Linked DNA regions of Homo sapiens: regions 1 and 3 are each linked to region 2. A link is an interaction called in ENCODE POLR2A ChIA-PET data of the cell type or tissue named here. Cell type or tissue: GM12878. All regions are shown on one strand. Links, peaks and the distances in the headings refer to the core of each region. The heading gives the core; the rest is flanking DNA.

Region 1 (6,881 bases), core at 1,058-6,057, 67 kb before region 2:
TTGACTATCTGAAGTTATACCATTCTTATATTTGTAGGATAAGTCTCAGTTGGTCATAGTGTATAATACCCTTTTTATATGTTGCTGAATTTAGTTTGCCAGTATATCGTGGAGGATTTTTGCATCTATATCATAAGAGATATTAGTGTGTGGTTTTCTTTTCTTGTGACGCATTTGTCATCAGGATAATAGTGGGTTCATAAAATGAATTGGAAAGTTTTCCTTCTTCATCTATTTATTGGAAAAGTTTGTGAAACATTGGTATTAATTCTTTAAATGTTTAATAGCATTCACCAGTGAAGTCCAGGCATGGTGGCTCGTGCCTGTAATCCCAGCACTTTGGGAGGCTGAGGTGGGCAGATCACATGAGGTTAGGAGTTCAAGACCAGCCTGGCCAACATGGCAAAACCCCAATTTTACTAAAAGTACATAAATTAGCCAGGTGTGGTGGTGGGCACCTGTAATCCCAGCTACTCAGGAGGCTGAGGCACAAGAATCACTTGAACCTGGGAGGTGGAGGTTGCAGTGAGCTGAGATTGTGCCACTATACTCCAGCCTGGGCGACAGAGCGAGACTCAGTCTGGAAAAAAAACCCATCTGGGCCTGCATTTTTTTTGGTGGGCAGTTTTAAAATTACTAATTCAATCTCTTGTTATAAACTTATTCAGATTTTTGGTTTCTTTTTGAGTCAGTTTTGCTAGTTTGCATTTCTGTAGGGATTTATCTTGTTCATCTAAGTTGTCTAATTTGTTGGCATACAGTTGTTCATAGTCTTCTTTTATTTTATTTTATTTTTTGAGACGAAGTTTTACTCTTGTTGCCCAGGCTGGAGTGCAATGGCACAATCTCGGCTCACCACAACCTCCGCCTTCCGGGTTCAAGCAATTCTCCTGCCTCAGCCTCCTGAGTAGCTGGGGCTACAGGCATGTGCCACCACGCGCGGCTAATTTTGTATTTTTAGTAGAGACGGGGTTTCTCCATGTTGGTCAGGCTGGTCTCGAACTCCCGACCTCTAGTGATCCACCCGCCTCGGCCTCTCAAAGTGTTGGGATTACAGGCATGAGCCACTGCACCCGGCCCATAGTTTTCTTTTATAATCCTTTTTATTTCTGTAGAGTTGCTAATATTCCATCTTTAATTCCTGATTTTAGTAAGTTAAGTCTTCTCTCTTTTTTCCCTGGTCTATCTAACTAAATGTTCGTCAATGTTGTTGACATTTTCCAAGAACCAACTTTTGGTTTTGTTGATTTTCTCTGTTGTTTTCTCTTCTCTATTTTACTCATTCCCCCTCTACTCTTTATGCACTTATTGTTTTAAAATCACACTGTCATCATAATACAATTACAGCATTTTTTTTCGACTGCCTCTTCAGATGAGAGAGATGCAGGAAGGTCTGAAGAGTTACAATTATCCAAGAAATGTGTGCTGCTCTGTGGCTTATCCATAGGTGCTCCTCTGTGGTCCGAAGTAGAAAAAAAGTTAACATCGTAATGTATTTGGCTTTTATTTTGTACATCATCTCTAACTGTTGCCCAGGAGTTTGAGTGTTTTTTGTTTGTTGTTTTGTTTTGTTTTGTTTTTGAGACGGAGTCTCGCTCTGTCACCCAGGCTGGAATGCAATGGCACAATCTCAGCTCACTGCAACCTCCGCCTCCCAGGTTCAAGCGATTCTCCTGCCTCAGCTTCCCGAGTAGCTGGGACAATATAGGCACTCACCACCTCGCCTGGCTAATTTTTGTATTTTTAGTAGAGATAGGGTTTCACCATTTTGGTCAAGTTGGTCTCGAACTCCTGACCTCAGGTGATCCACCCACCTCGGCCTCCCGAAGTGCTGGGATTACAGGCATGAGCCACCGCGCCTGGCTGAGTTTGAGTGTTAATCCTTACTCTGCGCTTTTAGTTTTGCTCTGGGGTGTGAATTGTAGTAAGTAGTTTCCCCTTTCCCATGATAAACATTTTTACACACCTCCCCTGTGGCAGGTAGTATGCTAAACCTAGCACCTTTCATTTAGATTGAATTTGTTAGGTAAGAAAATACTTAGTTTATGTAATAGACGTGTAGGAAGATAATGAGTTTGCTAATTATTTCTTTCCTGCTAAACTTCAACTGAATTTATAGTTCATAAGTTCATCGTCTTGTTACTTTTAAAAAAATATTTAATGCAAGTTAGAGACTAAGGTAAGAGAATCTAGAAGATATTAATATGACTTGGATCCTACCCTTTGGAATTCTCCATCTCTTTGGTGCGATGGACAAGTCATAACCTTGGGAAGAGTCAGGGAATCATGGGAGGTGTGTGGACTGGGCTCCAGGAGACAGGAAGGTATTTTAGCACCGGGGGAACACTGAGGCCTGGGATTGGTCCAGGAGGACTTATGTTCAGCTAGCAGATGTCTTCAACCACGTCCCTTATTCCTCAATAAGAGTTATCTTCACTGTATAATAGCCATGACATAGTTTTCGCAAAACAGGGAGGTTTGATAGCTATTGGATTGTGGTGGTTTACCCATGCTCCTGCTTCACTTTCCTAAGTGGCACTTTCTGCGTATCTTCAGAGACTGCAGGGGTAGTTAGTACCTGAATAACAGCTAGCATCTTAAATCAAAATAAAGCACATTTTCTAAGATGTATTATGGCATTTAAAAAGTTTTTACAGGCTGGGCATGGTGGCTCATGCCTTTAATCCCAGCTACTAGGGAGGCTGATATGGGAGGATCACTTGAGTCCAAGAGGTCAAGGCTGCAGTAAGCTGTGATCACGCCACTGCATACCAGCCTGGGTGACAGGGTGAGACCTTGTTTAAAAGAAAAAAAAAAAAAAGGTTGTACTTTCCAAAAGTCCATGGCAGTTTGTTGTATTCTTGGAAGAACTTTCAGAGTCACATTTTTTAGGCAGTGCCCAGGCATTGAGACTTAGCTCACACTAGAGAAATTGCTGCGTGGCTCTGGACACGCGGTGCAGGTGCCAAAAGGGGGGCGAGAGTGGCAGAATAGGAACGAAGAGGTAAGAGCCAGGTGTGCATGTCTAGCATGGGGAAGAAAACCCTTGATGGGATGGATGGAAGTGACGCATGTGCACTTGCCTATTTCTTTGTGAGTAGATCCGCATACGTGCCCGGCAGATCATGCTTGCGGTCTGAAGGACCCACAGATGCTGCTGGAGTTTATGTGCTACTTCAAGGCACGTGGAACTCAATACACAATAATGAGAGTGGTGTTTTGGTGGGAATCCAGCTAGAGAATGTAATTTTATTCTGACCCAAATTATCTGTGCTTTCAGTTTTGATTAAGGTCCTATACTTCCTATTCTAGACTTGAATGCTGATATGTGCTTGAGAAATCCCCCATGTTCAGTGTTGTCCGGTGATTGCATTTCATGAAAGCTCCTGGCCTTATTTAGACTTAATTTGAGTGCTGTTGAGAGCTTAAACTTGTGTTGGATGATCTGGAGCCTGTTGCCAACATTTATTTATTAGGCACTTAACTTTATAGAAAAAGGAATTCAGTAACTATCACCTTCATATATAATCCCCAAATTCATATTTTAACTGTGCCCAAATGCAAACATACCTTCTTACATGTGTTGCTCTAATTAATGCATAAATATGTTTTCTATTTTTTGTACTTGAAATATCTGTCAAGCACATTTCCCTATTTTAATGTAATACATCCAATTATGTAAATGCCAGTGTTTCCTTCACAGAATGTGGAGGCTGTGGACCCACGAGGTCGAACATTATTGCATCTTGCTGTTTCCTTGGGACATTTGGAATCTGCTCGAGTCTTACTCCGACATAAAGCAGATGTGACAAAAGAAAATCGCCAGGGATGGACAGGTAAGTATACTTTTACAATAATTTAAAGTCCGTCTGAGCACCATGGTGAAACCCTGTCTCTACAAAAAAATATGAAAATTAGCCAGGTGCGGTGGTGCATGTCTGTAGTACCAGCTACTCAGGAGGCTGAGGGGGTAGGATCACCTGAGCCCGGGGAGGTTGACACTGCAGTGAACTGTGATTGCGTCACTGCACTCCACCCTGGGCAATAGAGCAAGAACTTTTCTCAAAAAAAAGGTCATTCATTTTAGTTTCTGTTTCTGAATAAAGGCCAGTCTCAATCATACTTTTCCTTGGAGTCATCTTTATCTTAAGATTTCTCTCTTGGGACAAGGGATGGGGACAAGGAAATGGGAGCCCAGGATGATGCAGGTTGCGTCCCAGGCCAGAAACCCTCGGTAGAGAATGACTCCTCATCCAGAAACAGCTCTCAGTGCAAACTTCTTCCACCATACACGAATGTGGAGGCCAGTTTTCCCCTGAGGAATATGGTTACCTCCATTGAATCCATCAAAATAGGCAAAAATCAAAAATAAATTGTGGCTAAAAGTAGCCTCTTCCTGGGAAATCCTGTCACTTCACTTGTTTGTAAGCTCTTCTACCATTGGCCAGAGTAATTTTGTGTTGACTGAGCAGGGATACTGTAGGCCAAGCCCTGCCTGCCAGGTCTACATATAACCACAGTTACATGTTGTGTGATCGTATAGTTAAAGCCAACTGTCTAAACACATTATCAGGATTTCGCAACCAGTGGTAAGAATAGGGGTCGGGAGAGGTGGACGGGGTTTGATCAAGGTGCTAAGGGTACTCTATGTTTTTTACTCAGTGAAGAGCTAGCAATCAGAAGTCATGATCATCCTGGTAAGGTTGGACTGCAGCCCTTTTCTTCTGAAGAAAATACTGGTCTTTGATCTAGATACTTTTTCAGCCTGGTTTTGGAATTTGTCAGAAAGTATGAGAATTAAATTTCACCCTTTTGTTTTCTAGTTTTACATGAGGCTGTGAGCACTGGCGATCCTGAGATGGTGTACACAGTTCTCCAACATCGAGACTACCACAACACATCCATGGCCCTTGAGGGAGTTCCTGAGCTGCTCCAAAAAATTCTCGAGGTATCCATGAAAATGTGGCCAGGCCATAATCTGAGCTAAATGCTGATACAATTACTGGAGACACAGTTTGACATCCTTGTGTGCCTTCCTAAAGAGTTTTCTGATTCGTGAATATGAAATACTCAATACCAATCACATTATTCCTTGCCCTTCTAATTTGTGGAAATGTGAGTTCTTTTACAAATTACACTTCTAAGTCACTGGGCTTACCCTTTTAAGTACTATTTAAAAATTATAATTGAGCCAGGTGTAGTGGCTCATGCCTATATTCCCACCACTTTGGGAGGCTGAGGCAGGAGGATTTGCTGAAGCCCAGGAGTTTGAGACCAGCCTGGGCAACAAACAAAGCAAGACTCTGTCTCTAAAAAAAAATTAGCAGGGCATGGTAGTGCATACCTGTAGTCTGAGCTACTTGGGAGGCTGAGGTAGGATGATCGCTTGAACCCAGAAGGTTGAGGCTGCAGTGAGCCACCCCTGAGTGAGGGTGCAGTGATCGCACCCCTGCACTCCAGTCTGGGTGACAGAGCAAGACCTAAAATAATAATAAATATAATAATATAATAATAAATGATAATAAAGTAAAAATTAGAACTTAAGGAAAATGGACATCAAACAGTTAATTTGTTTAGGTGCCTGTTTTCTTGAAAGTAGCCTCCTGAGCATCTGTAATCTTAGGAAAGTTGTGATAGGTATCACTTACTATGCAGGGATTTTCAGATTCTGTTAAGGCTCAGAGGTCTGTGTGTAACTTCTCCTTGCCAGGCTTGTCACTTCAGCTATTAGTATTTCGAGACCTTTAGTCCATTGCCCTGATTCATTTATAGAGAAAAATTAATAGCTCTATCGAGAAAAGGAACAACTTTATTATAAATAAGACAGTCAGCTGGGTGTGGTGGCTCACGCCTATAATGCCAGCACTTTGGGAGGCTGAGGTGGGTGGATCACGAGGTCAGGAGACCGAGACCATCCTGACTAACACGGTGAAACCCCATCTCTACTAAAAATACAAAAAATTAGCCGGGTGTGGTGGCGGGCGCCTGTAGTCCCAGCTACTCAGGAGGCTGAGGCAGGAGAATGCTGTGAACCTGGGAGGCGGAGCTTGCAGTGAGCCGAGATTGCACCACTGCACTCCAGCCTGGGTGACAGAGCGAGACTCCATCTCAAAAAATAAAAAATAAAAATAAAAATTAGTGTCAAGGATTTTAATTTTTTTACTCATATTGGTCCATTGTGATGGACTGCACTGAATTGTATTCTTTGCTTCAAGTTATAGAGAGCCTGTAAATGACCTGCGTACTTAGTGGCTCCAGAAGCTGTCATTGATGTCTTGTCTTTCAACAGTATCTCCTTATAACATACATCAGCCTTTCTTACCACCTGTTTCTTGGAGGTTGTCTTTGCTCATCATTGGAATGCTGGCAGATTTTACTCCAGGGTAGATTCTTGGCCCTCCTGCCCTGTTCTTTGGTAAAAATCATGGCAAAGCCTTGCAAGTGTGTAGGAATAGGAAGAACACCTGGAATTTCTAGCATTTCTCTTCTTTTTTTTTTTTGAGACGGAATCTCGCTCTGTAGCCCAGGCTGGAGTGCAGTGGCGCGATCTTGGTTCACTGCAAGCTCCACCTCCCGGGTTCACGCCATTCTCCTGCCTCAGCCTCCCGAGTAGCTGGGACTACAGGCGCCCACCACCGCGCCCGGCTAATTTTTTTTTTTGTATTTTTAGTAGAGATGGGGTTTCACCATGGTCTCGATCTCCTGACCTCGTGATCCGCCCGCCTCGGCCTCCCAAAGTGCTGGGATTACAGGCGTGAGCCAGTGCGCCCGGCCGCATTTCTCTTCTTGAAGGGTAACTTTTAGATTTCTGAATCTTTAGGAACTTACAGGAATGGTAGGTAAGAAAATAATCCTAAACAGGGCTGCTGTGGTAGTTTAAA
Region 2 (6,881 bases), core at 877-5,876:
AACATTGGCTGTAGGGAACTAATGGCCTGACTTCCAATCCTGGTTTCACATCTTACCTGCTCTGTGACCTTGGACAGCTCTGTTCATTTTATTCATTCACTTATTCATTCATTCATTCCCAAGAGCACCAGGAATAGTGGATATAGCAGCGGACAGGCAGACAAGTCAAATGTCCATCCACTGACAAATGAATCCACAAAAGGGTGTCTGTCCATAAAAGGGAATATTATTCATCCTTAAAAAGTAATGAAGCACTGACCCATGCTTCAACATGGATGAGCCTTTAAAACATTACACTAAGTGAAATAAGCCAAATGCAAAAGGACACCTTTTTTTTTTTTTTTTTTTTTGAGATGGAGTCTCACTCTGTCGCCAGGCTGGAGTGTAGTGGCGCAATCTCAGCTCACTGCAACCTCCACCTCCCGGGTTCAAGTGATTCTCCTCCCTCAGCCTCCTGAGTAGCTAGGACTACAGGCGTGCATCTCCACACCCAGCTAATTTCTGTATTTTTAGTAGAAACGGGGCTTCACCATGTTGGCCAGGATGGTCTCAATCTCTTGACCTCGTGATCTGCCCTCCTCGGCCTCCCAAAGTGCTGGAATTACAGGCGTGAGCCACCATGCCTGACCAGGATACTTCTTTTATGACTCTATTTATAGGAAATGTCCAGAATAGGCAAATCACTTCAGTGTTGCTCTTGCTACCACTCTAAGACATCTATTTTCTTGTCTTTCTTTTGCTTGTTTGTTTGTGACGGAGTCTCATTCTGTCGCCCAGGCTGGAGTGCAGTGGCATGATCTCAGCTTACTGCCATCTCTGCCTCCTGGGTTCAAGAGATTCTCCTACCCCAGCCTCCCAAGCAGCTGAGATTACAGGCACACACCAGCATGCCCGGATAATTTTTGTGTTTTTAGTAGAGACAATGTTTCACCATGTTGGCCAGGCTGGTCTCAAACTCCTGGCCTCAAACGATCCGCCCACCTCGGCCTACCAAAGTGCTGGGATTACAGGTGTGAGCCACTGCGCCTGGCCTATTTGTTTTTCTGCTGAGCTCTTGCACTGATCCCTCACGCTCTCCCCTCTCTACTCCTTCAGCCCTTGTCCTCTATTTCACCATTGCCACCTCCACCACTCCATGGATTCTGTTCTCAATGAGGTTACCAAAGACTTCTCAGTAGCCAGACTTTGTTGATATATTTTAGTCCTTATTTTACTTTATCTCTTGGATGCATTCAACACCACTGACCACTTTCTGCTTCTTGGAGCAGTTTTTTCCCTTGGTTTCCATGACTCTCCTGGGTCCCATGTTCTCCTGGTTTCTCATTTGTACCTCTATGACTCTTTATCTTATCTTTCTTTTTTAAAAATAATTTAATTTATTTATTTTAGAGACTGGGTCTTGCTCTGTCACCCAGGCTGGAGCGCAGTGGCATGATCATAGTTCACTGCCGCCTCAAACTTCTGGGCTCCAGCGATCCTTCTGCCACAGCCTCCTGAATAGCTGGGACCACAGGCACATGCCACCAAGCCTGGCCATTTTTTTTTAATTTTGTAGAGATAGGGTATTGCTATGTTACCCAGGCTGGTCTCAAACTCCTGGCCTCAAGTGATCCTCCTGCCTCAGCCTCCCAAAGTACTGGGATTACAGGCATGAGCCACTGCGTCCGACCTTTGTCTTAACTTTCTCTGGCTCTCTTCTCCCTGTAAATTTCAGTTCCAACAAATTGTCTCTCAGCACTTTTTATGTTCCTATCTGGATAGGACAGGTTATGCTCAAATAAGAAAGCTCTCTCAGAGTCTCATGGCTTATAACAGTGATGATTTAATTCTCACCCACACTACATGTCCATCATGGATCTCCCAGAAGGCTCTACTCTCTGTAGTCACTCAGAGATCAAGGCTAACGGAACAGCCACTGTCTTGAACTCTTTAATGAGAACTATGGAGAGTCTCACAGTAGCAATTAAATGTTCTGACCTCGTGATGGAAAGAATATAAAGTTACCAAAAAAAAAAAAAAAAAAAAAAAGCTCTGACCTAGAAATGCACTCACTTCTACTCATTACTCATTGGTCAAAACTAATCACTTAGTCCTACCCAACCACTAGGGAACCAGGAAATGCAGTTCCCGCATATATCCCCCATGTATCCAGAAACTGCAGAAGCAGAAATATTTGGTGAACAGCGCTAATGACTATTGCATCTTCTCCCTGGGAAATTTCATCCACACACATTGTTTTAAGAATAATCAAATGCTAAATGCGAAGCAGGTGGGAGGAGGGGGTATATATGTATATTATATGTTTAATTATGCATGGAATATAACTGGAAACAGGATCTACTATATAATTTGCAAGGCCCAGTGCAAAATGAAAATGTGAAGTCCGTTATTTAAAAGTTAAACATTTCAAAATGGTGACAGCAAAGCATTAAACAAATTCAGATTCCTTCTAAGTGTGGGTCCCTATATGACTGCACAGGTCCCATGCCCATGAAGCTAGCACATCTGGAAGGCTATACAAGGTGGTCTCTGGGAAGCGAGCTGAGGCTGGGGGAATTAGTCGGTGTTTGACGATTTATTTATCACCCTGCTTGTATCTGAATTTTTTCTACCATATGCGTTCATTACTTTTTTTTTTTTTGAGACAGTTTCACTCTTGTTGCCCAGGCTGGAGTGCCATGGCGCGATCTAGGCTCACCGCAACCTCTGCCTCCCGGGTTCAAGCGATTCTCCTGCCTCAGACTCCCGAGTAGTTGGGATTACAGGCATGCGCCACCATGCCCGGCTAATTTTTTGTATTTTTAGTAGAGACAGGGTTTCTCCATGTTGGTCAGGCTGGTCTCAAACTCCCGACCTCAGGTAAGCCACTGCACCCGGCCTGCGTTCATTACTTTTTAAATCACTGAACGCTAAATCTGTATCTCCAGACCATATCTGAATTCTGTGCATAGTCTATGAATCTATGAACCTATATAACCCACAGACACTTCAAGTCACATCTTCAAAATGAAACGCTTTCCCACAAAACAGTGCAAGTAAGGACTAATGAGAGGAGAGAGTGGAGACAGGCATGGACTATTTCTTCTATAGTCTTGGCTAGGAGGAAAAAGAGGTAAGAGGCCGGGTGCTGTGGCTCATGCCTGTAATCCCAGCACTTTGGGAGGCCGAGGCGAGTGGATCACCTGAGATCAGGAGTTCAAGAACAGCCTGGCCAACATGGCAAAACCTGTCTCTACTAAAAATACAAAAATTAGCTGGGTGTGATGGCGCCCGCCTGTAACCCCAGCTACTCGGAAGGGTGATAGAAGAATCACTTGAACCTAGGAGGTGAAAGTTGCACTGAGCCGAGATCGCGCCACTGCACTCCAGCCTGGGTGACAGAGCGAGACTCCGTCTAAAAAAATAAAGAAAGAGAGGTAAGAATGGTCTTTAATGGAGTCATGGGAAAATGTGTGTGTGTTGCAAGGATGTAGAGAAGATGGAACCATTTGAGCCATTCAAAGATTTTGATAGACTAAGTGGGATGTTGAGAATGGTGGTCTCTGTTTCTTTGTGAAGTAGGAAGCCACGTGTGAAGAAATGGGGATTGGGGATTGAATGGTGGATTTCTTAGTCATGTGTGTGTATGTGTTTACAATTTACAGAAAATCAGGTGACATTCTTCAGCAGAAAAGGGAGGTTTTTCTGAGGAAACACTTATCTCACAGAGCTCAAGTGCAGGAAATGTGGCCCAACCTCATGAGAACCTATTAATAGAATCAGAAACTAAACTGTCCTGAGCTGAAGTTGCTCTTTCAGTTTGAAACTGCGTGGGCCCGCCTCTGTTTGTCTCTCTGTGCGCCCATTGTGAGTCTCTGTAAACAATGGATTCCTCTGTTTCTCCCAGGGCACGTGGTCCAACACTGCCTTCAAGGTTAGGTGTCCACAGTTCGAGTGCAAGCCCAGATCCACTATCCAGTTCCGGAATTCAAGGGGAATGATTGGCCTAGTTATTTATCCCTAGTCCAATCAGCTATGGCTGTGGGCGGGGCCACAAACAAACATGGCGTCAAGCGCTGACGTCCATGAAGGGAGAAGACAGGGAGAAAGGAGGAAGAAGAAAAGGAAGGAGCGAGAGAGAGAGAGAGAGAAAGAAGAGAGAGAGCTCTCAGAGAATAGAGGCTAGGGGACTGCTGATTAAATACCCCAATTCCCTCAGGTGGGACAGCACTGAGGCAGGTCTAGGCAGTCTCCAGGGGACCCTAGTGGGACAGAGCCCAGATGCCCACAGCGATGACCTGCCCTTCCTTTTTTAATTCCACCCCCCTCCGCTCCCACCCCCGAGATGGAGTCTCGCTCTGTTGCCCCGGTTGCAGTGCAGCGGCGCCACATCGGCTCACTGCAACCTTCCCCTCTCGGGTTCAAACGATTCTTCTGCCTCAGCCTCCCCGAGTAGGTGGGGATTACAGGCGCCCTCCACCACGCCCGGCTAATTTTTGTATTTTTAGTAGAGACAAGGTTTCACTATGTTGGCCAGGCTGGTCACGAACTCCTGACCTCAAGTGATCCAACCACCTCAGCCTCCCAAAGTGCTGGAATTACAGGCGTGAGCCACCATGCCTGGTCGTGACCTGCTCTTTAGTGCTTCCTGTGTCGATTGCCTTCCCTTCCCTGCCTCCCTTCCCCATGCCTCTTCCTGGGTCACCTCCCAACAAACTACATTCACCTGAACCTCGTCCAGCCGTTATGTGCTGGTGTTAAGGAGTCTGTCTGGAATTTTCCCTGAGAGCAATAAGTGGGTTTATAAACAAGGGTGTGGCATGATCTCATTTGCAACTCAGAGCACTCTGGCTGCACCCTGGAAAATGGGCAGAAAGGGCAAGAGTGGAGACAGGGTCCTGCCCAGGGAAAGGGTACAGTGACATGGAGGGGGACTGAAGACAGCTCCTTAAAGGACACCAACATCAAGGAGACTAAGCTGAGGCACTAGGGAGGAGAGGAAGACCAGGAGACAGTGAGTATCCAGAGGCCACGGGATGAACACTTCACAAGTAAGCCGGTGGCCAAGGAGATATTAAGAGCGATGGTAAAGCTGTGAAATTAAAGCCGCTCTAGTAAGGGACCTGACAGATAAATTACTGGAACAGAATGGAGTCAAGTATTAAACACGAAGATAGGTGGAACCCGGGTGTGGTGGCTCACACCTGTAATCCCAGCACTTTGGGCAGCCAAAGCAGCAGGATTGCTTGAGCCCAGGAGTTCAAGATCATCCTGGGCAACAGAGGGAGGCCCTGTCTCTACAAGATATAAAAATAAATCAGCCAGTGGTGGTGCACGCCTGTGGTCTCAACCACTCGGGAGGCTGAGGTGGGAGGATCGCTTGAGCCCGGAAGGTCAAGGCTGCAGTGAGCCATGTTCATGCCACTGCACTCCAGCCTGGGCAACAGAGTGAGACTCTGTATGCAAAAAAAAAAAAAAAAAAAAAAAAAAAAAAGTAGGAACTTAGTGTGTGATAAAAACATTTAAATCAAGGGAGAAATAAATTCCTCCAGATAGGATCTTTAAACAATTGGCTACTCATTTAGGGGAGGTCCGAGGGAGAGGAAAATGTACTCAAACTTTACAGATTTGAAAAGATGTGTAACTTTTCAAAATATAAAGTGATAGAACTGTCATAGGTAAACTGAGTCCTTTCCTTATTTTATATCACTTGCAAAGAAAGAACACCAAAATTGGAAAAAAAAAAAAGGCCAGCTGGATTTATTCTCTGGCCAGAGAAGGAGAAGGAGTGACCTCTCACTCCAGAAACACCTCCTCCTCCCCAAGCTGTGGAAAGCTGGAGAATTTTAAAGAGTTAGATATGGGGTGGAAAGGTTTGTAAGTCTGTGCAGGGAGGAACTTTAGATGCGCAGGCACAAACCATAAACATGTGTCTTCATACGATGCATGGTCAGAAAATAGTAATTTTCTTCTATGGGTGGGGATTTTAGTATTATAATAATAAGTTAATGATCTAAAGATAACAAGGAGTCCCTGATTCTGGTTTGCTCTGGTTTCCAGCAGGCCTTACCTTCCTCTGATAATTGGTGAAACATTTTGAAGCTCCCAGGGCATCTAGAGTCCTTGTAAACTAGCATACCTAGAGGTAAAGAGACTGAAAGAAACTGTTTAAGAAATGACATAGAGCTTTTGCAGTTATCGACCACTTAAGAAAATAATGAATATTCAGCTGTTTTGCTCTCTCAGCTATTTCTCCAGGACTGCCCCAACAAGAGTCTCCAAAAGTGAGCAAAATCAGCTACACAAAATGGGACATGCAAGTTACCATTCTATTTGTATTGCACACATTTTGCATTAAAGATAGAAAATGCAAACAAAGATAACTGGACACCCTTTGAAATTACTCAACTGATGATGACACCTCACTCTCCTCTACCTGGCTGGTGTTCCATACTTCTTCCCACAGACTCTGTGAACATGTCCGTACCAGCGGGGCTTTACAGCCACGATACAAGGCTTTTCTTCTTTTTTTCTTTTTTTTCTTGAGATGGAGTCTCGCTCTGTCGCCCAGGCTGGAGTGCAGTGGCACAGTCTTGGCTCACTACAAGCTCTGCCTCCCAGGTTCACGCCATTCTCCTGCCTCAGCCTCCTAAGTAGCTGGGACTACAGGCGCCCGCCACCATGCCTGGCTAATTTTTTTGTATTTTTAGTAGAGACGGGGTTTCACCGTGTTAGCTAGGATGGTCTCGATCTCCTGACCTCGTGATCCGCCCAAAGTGCTGGGATTACAGGCGTGAGCCACCGTGCCTGGCCAAGGCTTTTCTTCTCTGTCGGGTGTGCAATGTTCCAGCCGTGGTTCACTGTGGTTTCTTTCTTGATAACTGCCATGACTAAAACAACAT
Region 3 (6,881 bases), core at 1,122-6,121, 220 kb after region 2:
AACTTTAAAAGCTACATGTCATTTTTATTCTCCTTGGGTTTTTTTGGTAGGTTTAGCTATAAAAATTGTTTCCCCTTCAGTGCTTACTACAGACTCTGAGACTTAAAATTCATGTTAAGTGTTGATCTTTTAGGTATTTGACGGATATAATCACCCCTTTGAGGACTGAAGTAGACCTTTTTTTTGTTTTTGTTTTGAGACCGACTCTCTGTCGCCCAGGCAGGAGTGCAGTGGCACGATCTCGGCTCACTGCAACCTCCGCCTCCCAGGTTCAAGCAGTTCTGCCTCAGCCTCCTTGAGTAGCTGGGATTACAGGCACCTGACACCACACCCAGCTAATTTTTGTATTTTTAGTAGAGACGGGGTTTCACCATCAGGCTGGTCTCAAACCCCTGACCTCGTGATCCACCCACCTCGGCCTCCCAAAGTGCTGGGATTACAGGTGTGAGCCACCACTCCCGGCCTTTTTTTTTTTTTTTTTTTTTGTTTGTTTGTTTGTTTGTTTGTTTTGACCGACTTTCACTCTTGTTGCCCAGGCTGGAGTGCAATGGTGCAGTCTTGGCTCACTGCAACCTCCACTTCCCGGGATCAAGCAATTCTCCTGTCTCACCCTCCCGGGTAGCTGGGATTACAGGCACGTGCCACCATGCCCAGCTAACTTACTTACTTTTAATAGAGATGGGGTTTCATTTTGTTGGTCAGGCTGGTCTCAAACTCCTGACCTCAGATGATTCCCCCTGCCTTGGCCTCCCAAAGTGCTAGGATTACATGCGTGAGCCACCACGCCCGACACATCTTATAAACATACTTAGTCCTGTTGAAATTGTAAACTTCTAATCTTTACCAATAAATGTTAACGATCTTTATGTGGTAGGTTCATAGAAAGATGGCCTACTTAGAGATTTGTAATTGTGCCATATATATGTGTGTGTGTGTGTGTGTGTGTGTGTGTGTGTGTGTGTATATATTTTTTTTTTTTTTTTTTTTTTTTTAGATGGAGTCTTGCTCTGTTGCCCAGGCTGGAGTGCAGTGGTGTGATTTTGGCTCACTGCAACCTCCGTCTTGTGGGTTTGAACAATTCTCCTGCCTCAGCTTCCCGAGTAGCTGGGATTATAGGTGACTGTCACCATGCCTGGCTGTTGTTTTTTTTGTTTTTTTGAGACAGAGTCTCACTCTGTCACCCAGGCTGGAGTGCAGTGGCATGATCTTGGCTCACTGCAAGCTCCGCCTCCCGGGCTCACGCCATTCTCCTGTCTCAGCCTCCCGAATAGCTGGGATTACAGGTGCCCACCACCACGCCCAGCTAATTTTTTGTACTTTTAATAGAGACGGGGTTTCACCGTGTTAGCCAGGATGGTCTCGATCTCCTGACCTTGTGATCCGCCTGCCTCGGCCTCCCAAAGTGCCGGGATTACAAGTGTGAGCCACTGTGCCTGGCCTTCTTCTTATGTTTTTCTCAAAAAAATTATATTTGGTCAGGGCATGGTAGCTCATGCCTGTAGTATCAGCAGTTTGGGAAGCTGAGGCGGGTGGATCAGTTAAGGTCAGGAGGTCGAGACCAGCCTGGCCAACATGGCAAGTCCCCGTCGCTACTAAAAATACAGAAAGTTAGCTGGGTATGGTAGCATGCGCCCCCAGCTACTTGGGAGGCTGAGGCAGGGCTTGAACCTAGGGGGCGGAGTTTGCAGTGAGCCGAGATGATGCCACTGCACTCGAGCCTGGGCGACAGAGCTAGACTTCGTCTCAGAAAAAAAAGATTCGAGTTTTTAAAAAAAGAACATTCTTAAGTCTTTAGTATACTGAATGGTATGAGCAGCAATAGAGGGTTGTGGCCTTCTGAAAGTAAGGAAAATTATAATGACAGTATAAGGTAGTATGAGGGGCATAGTCTTTTATTTCTGACCAGTGTCATCAAGGAGGGCTTTATTTTTTTTAAGACGGAGTCTCGCTCTGTCAACCAGGCTGGAGTGCAGTGGCACGATCTTGGCCCACTGCAGCCTCCACCTCCCGGACTCAAGAGATTCTCCCACCTCAGTCTCCCAAGTAGCTGGGATTACAGGCGTGCACCACCACGCCTGGTTAATTTTTTGTATTTTTAGTAGAGACAGTTTCACCATGTTGGCCAGGCTGGTCTCGCACTCCCAACCTCAGGCGATCCGCCCACCTCAGCCTCCCAAAGTGCCGGGATTACAGGTGTGAGCCACCATGCCCAGCCTTTTCATTGATTGTAATTGTCATCTTTGTTCTCAGGGTCAGAGATAATTTATCTTTTTTTTCCCCCAAGACAGCTTCACTCTTGCCCAGGCTGGAGTGCAGTGTCATAATCACAGCTCACTCCAATCTCTGCCTCGCAGGCTTAGTGATCCTCCCACCTCAGCCTCCTGAGCAGCTGAGACTGCAGGTGTATGGCACCATGTCAGGATAATTTTTGCATTTTTCGTAGAGACACTGTCTCGTTATGTTCAGCCCAGGTTGGTCTGGAACTCTTGGGCTCAAGCAGTCCTCTTACCTCAGCCTCCCAAAAGTGCTGGGATTACAGGCATGAGCTACTGTGCTCAGCTGATAATTTAAGCACATGCAAAATACAGTGCTCATGGGATATTTGTTTAACCTTGAGCAGTCCAGTTAAATTCCACCCAACATGATCTTGAAGGGTAAGAATGTCTGATATGAGATTGAAATTAACTTTATCATGAATTTCCCAATTAAGGTTTTTTTATACTTTTTCTGGGGTATATACATCAAAACTGAGGTACACGTGTTACCAGCTTTCATCTTTGTGTCATTTGATTCTCTTTAGGCTGGTTTGATTCTACAACTTCCATTCTGAAATCGGGAAGAAAATTACTGTGACTTCTAACGGTTGATAGTTCATATATGATGTCATGAGAAATATATAGCTTGGGACTGGCAGTGCTATGATGAGAGTCCAGCCATTCATTGGTCTTTACAACTGGAGGGATAGTTCTTAGAATTTGTGAGAGATACTCATCACTCATAGCATTTACTGTGTGCCCAAACACAATCTAAGCATGTTACATATGACTTCTTATCCTCACAAACCTTGAGGTAGGAACTGTTAGTGTTGTCATTTTATAGACAGTAAACTTGTGTGTTGTGTAACCTCTCTACAGTGACATAGCTGTTAAGAGCCTGTATTGAACCTGGGCAGCTTAGCCCAGAGTTGGGTTGGGTTGGGGTTTTTTTTGTTTTGTTTTGTTTTGTTTTTTTGACATAGTCTCTTTCTGTTGCCCAGGCTGGAGTGCAGTGGCAGGATCTCGTCTCACTGCAGCCTCCGCCTCTCGGGTTCAAGCGATTCTTCTGCCTCAGCCTCCTGAGCCCAGACTATTAAGCTGTACTGCCTCTCATGAGACAGAATTGATTTTAAATGGCAGGGGGATTTGGCTAAAGGTGAAAGCTGTGTTTTACAGTCTTAGGGACAGCAGAGTCTGTAATTGCTTTTCCTCATTGTTTTATCCCCTTAGCTTAATTGAGGGTACTTAACGTTTCGTTTTTAATACAAATTAATAAATGTCCTTGTGTCTGTTGCCTTAGATGTGAATTGTTTAGTACAAATGTTACTGGTGGGCTTCCTTTCTTTTTAAAGATTAGACCTCTAACATTTTATTCCTTGGGTTAGAAATAATTGCAGTGTCAGGCAGGTCTTTACTACTCTTCTGTTTTCTTTTATACAGGAAAGAAATGCTGAAAATGCCATCGAAGCCCTTAAGGAATATGAGCCTGAAATGGGCAAAGTGTATCGACAGGACAGAAAGAGTGTGCAGCGGATTAAAGCTAAAGACATAGTTCCTGGTGATATTGTAGAAATTGCTGGTGAGTTGAGTTTGTCATTTTTCTTTTATTCTAGATAGTATTTCTGAATGTAGTCCTTTTCTCAAGGCTCATAATTATATTTAAAATAATTGTTTTCATGTATCAATTAACACATTTTATTGCCATTCATACAAATCCTACATTCTCTAAAATTATTTTGAAATGTTTTAGCACCTCCCTTCCTGTCATTGATAAGGCTTTTGGTTTTTGTTTTTAAACAAGGTATTTTGAATTCTACTTGTTTAAATACATTGTAGAACACAAGTGCTAGAGAGGTAAAACCTAATGTTGATTTGACAGTTAGTTATAGTGAACAATTTGTTAGAATACTGGCTAATGACGACACAGTTTTTCCTGTTTTGTTTCTTGGCACCAAAGTTCATGGTCAAGGGTAATTTCTTGACTCTGAAAGCTATGCTTGGCCAGGCTTGGTAGCTCACGCCTGTAATCCCAGCACTTTGGGATGCCGAGGCAGGCAGATCACGAGGTCAAGAGATTGAGACCACCCTGGCCAACATGAAACCTCATCTCTACTAAAAATGCAAAAATTAGCCGGGCATGATGGTGTGTGCCTGTAGTCCCAGCCACTTGTGAGGCTGCAGCAGGAAGAATCGCTTGAACCTGGGAGGCGGAGGTTGCAGTGAGCTGAGATCGCACCACTGCACTCCATCTTGATGACAGAGTGAGACTTCATCTCAAAAAAAAAAAAAAAAAACAGTATGCTTAAAAATACTTATGTGTTACACTGAGCCAGGAGTCTCTGCCTGAATTCCAGAGATAGCTTCAAAGAGTCCATGAATCCACTGTGAGTCCAGAATGCTCCACAGACCTCCAAGGGTCAGTATCCTCACTGCTGTAGATTAGTGCTGTTTTTTTGTTTTGTTTTGTTTTGTTTTTTGAGATGGGAGTCTCACTCTGTTACCCGGGCTGGAGTGCAGTGGCATGATCTCAGCTCACTGCAACCTCCACCTCCCAAGCTCAAGCGATCCTCCCACTTTGCCCCCCAAATAGCTGGTACCACAGATGCATGCCACTACACTCGCCTAATTTTTATATTTTTTGTAGAGAGGGAGTTTTGCCATGTTGCTCAGGCTAGTCTCAAACTCCTGAGCTCAAGTGATCCTGCCTTAGCGTCCCAAAGTGCTGGGATTACAGGTGTGCCCAGCAGCCATATTTCTGACAGTCCAAAATCACAACACCCCTGGGACCAACCAGGATAGTCTAGGTGGGTTGTTTGTTTTGGCTATTTCACTTAGAGAGTCATTGCATACTGTTATTCAGATTATCTGGCTTTTCATACCCTTCTGAGTTAAGTATACTATTTACTTTGTTGCTATTTGTGAATTATCTCATAGTAATATGCTTTTATATTGACTTGGGAAGGGTGTGCTTTGTCTTTATTGTCTTACTCATTTTAATGAATTGAAAGAGCTGCATTCCTTAACCCATGCTCTACAACTTTGGCCTCTGAAAGGAAATTGCCTTGTCCTATTCTCTCATCCAGAAATTTTTGTTGTTCCTCCAGAAAAAAAGGATAGTGTTACATATATGCCAGTAAGCCAATTATTTGGGACTGTGTAGTGTTTGTGTGTAAATGGTGTGTGTAAATGATTTAACAGCTTCCTTAAGTATAGTGTTAAGAAGAGTACAACTCAGAATGAAATGTCTTGGCTATTGGATTTTTTAAAACTTCCTGTTTTGGCCAGGCGTGGTGGCTCATGCCTGTAATCCCAGCACTTTGGGAGGCTGAGGTGGGCAGATCATGAGGTCAAGAGATCGAAACTATCCTGGCCAAAATGGTGAAACCCTGTCTCTACTGAAAATACAGAAATCAGCTGGGCATGGTGGCTCCCACCTGTAGTCCGAGCTCCTCGGGAGGCTGAGGCAGGAGAATCTCTTAAACCCAGGAGGCAGAGGTTGCAGTGAGCCGAGGTCGTGCCATTTCACTGCAGCCTGGGCGACAGAGCCCCAGACTCCATCTCAAAAAAACAAATTTTCTGTTTTGACACAAATGTTATACTATCACAGATGTATTATTTTTTCACTCTGTATACACACATTTTTGTATGAACTGTTGAAGGGTATATTGCAGGCATGATGCCCCTTTAACTCCTAAATAACATTTGTTTTATAGTATCAAGGATGTTCTCTTATATAACCTCAGTATGATTATCAGAATTAGGAAATTGATGCAATAGTATGTAAGATCTTATTCAGAATTTACCAGTTATCACTTTTTTTGATGAGGGGAAGACAGGGTCTCAATCTGTCACCCAGGCTGGAGTGCAGTGGCACCATCACGGCTCACTGCAGCGTTGACCTCCTGGGCTCAAGTGATTCTCCCACCTCAGCCTCCTGAATAACTGGGATCACAGGCATGAGCAACCAAGCTCCTAGCTAAGTTTTGTATTTTTTTGTAGAGATGGGTCTTGCCCTGTTGCCCAGGCTGGTCTCTCAAACTCCTGGGCTCAGGCAGTCCTGCCTCAGCCTCCCAAAATGCTGGGATTACAGACGTGAGCCCACTGCGCCTGGCCCACATTTTTTTTAATAGCAAAAAATATTTGAATTAGGGAATTCTGATGGTGATGAAGAAAATAGGTCAGAATGGGGAAGGCTGAAGATATAGGGAGGCTATTTTAGTAGTCTAGGCAAGAGATAATGAGGACAGTAACATTAAGAATAATGAAGGAAAGATTTTTGAGTTCATGAATAGTGGCTCTTAAGCAGGAGTGCACATCACAATCATCTGGGGGCACTCTTTTTAAAAAAGTTTTTGGCAGGTCTCAACCTAGAATATTAACTCTGAATCTCCATTGGGTACAGAGTTCTGATCGTGAGTAGTTCAAAGAGTGAGCCTCTGACTTAGTTACAAAACAGCAGATTTGTTTTGTTTTGTTTTGAGATGGAGTTTCGCTCTTGTTGCCCAGGCTGGAGTGCAATGGCACCATCACGGCTCACTGCAGCATTGACCTCCTGGGCTCAAGTGATTCTCCCACCTCAGTCTCCTGAAAAACTGGGATCACAGGCATGAGCCACCATGTACCTGG

Evidence for each region. Peaks named below come from ENCODE experiments on the same cell type or tissue, not always from the same donor. Only the 100,000 strongest peaks of a DNase experiment are listed, where the experiment ranks them.
Region 1: POLR2A ChIA-PET joins it to region 2 with 8 read pairs; 5 of 35 experiments call an interaction of 5 or more read pairs at or near these places.
Region 3: POLR2A ChIA-PET joins it to region 2 with 5 read pairs; 7 of 35 experiments call an interaction of 5 or more read pairs at or near these places.

Annotation. Positions count from the first base shown.
Region 1 is chr12:110,008,302-110,015,182 of GRCh38, forward strand. It overlaps ANKRD13A (ankyrin repeat domain 13A), which reads left to right. Exons shown (of 15, transcript NM_033121.2): 2 at 3,704-3,836; 3 at 4,824-4,948. Among named protein-coding and RNA genes, the nearest start is that of ANKRD13A, 12 kb to the left of the region's middle. RefSeq lists enhancers at 2,643-2,937, 3,014-3,203. In GM12878, for the core only: no CTCF peak of the experiment used is centred there; DNase peaks (open chromatin) are centred at 3,223 and 3,997; H3K4me3 peaks cover 3,299 bases; H3K27ac peaks cover 3,925 bases.
Region 2 is chr12:110,075,945-110,082,825 of GRCh38, forward strand. It overlaps LOC105369976 (a long non-coding RNA gene), which reads right to left. Exons shown (of 3, transcript XR_945334.2): 3 at 6,753-6,869. Among named protein-coding and RNA genes, the nearest start is that of C12orf76, 31 kb to the left of the region's middle. RefSeq lists a cis regulatory region at 3,481-4,311 and enhancers at 3,573-3,652, 3,793-3,922. In GM12878, for the core only: no CTCF peak of the experiment used is centred there; a DNase peak (open chromatin) is centred at 3,727; H3K4me3 peaks cover 351 bases; H3K27ac peaks cover 1,743 bases.
Region 3 is chr12:110,292,904-110,299,784 of GRCh38, forward strand. It overlaps ATP2A2 (ATPase sarcoplasmic/endoplasmic reticulum Ca2+ transporting 2), which reads left to right. Exons shown (of 20, transcript NM_170665.4): 5 at 3,696-3,834. Among named protein-coding and RNA genes, the nearest start is that of ATP2A2, 15 kb to the left of the region's middle. In GM12878, for the core only: no CTCF peak of the experiment used is centred there; no DNase peak of the experiment used is centred there.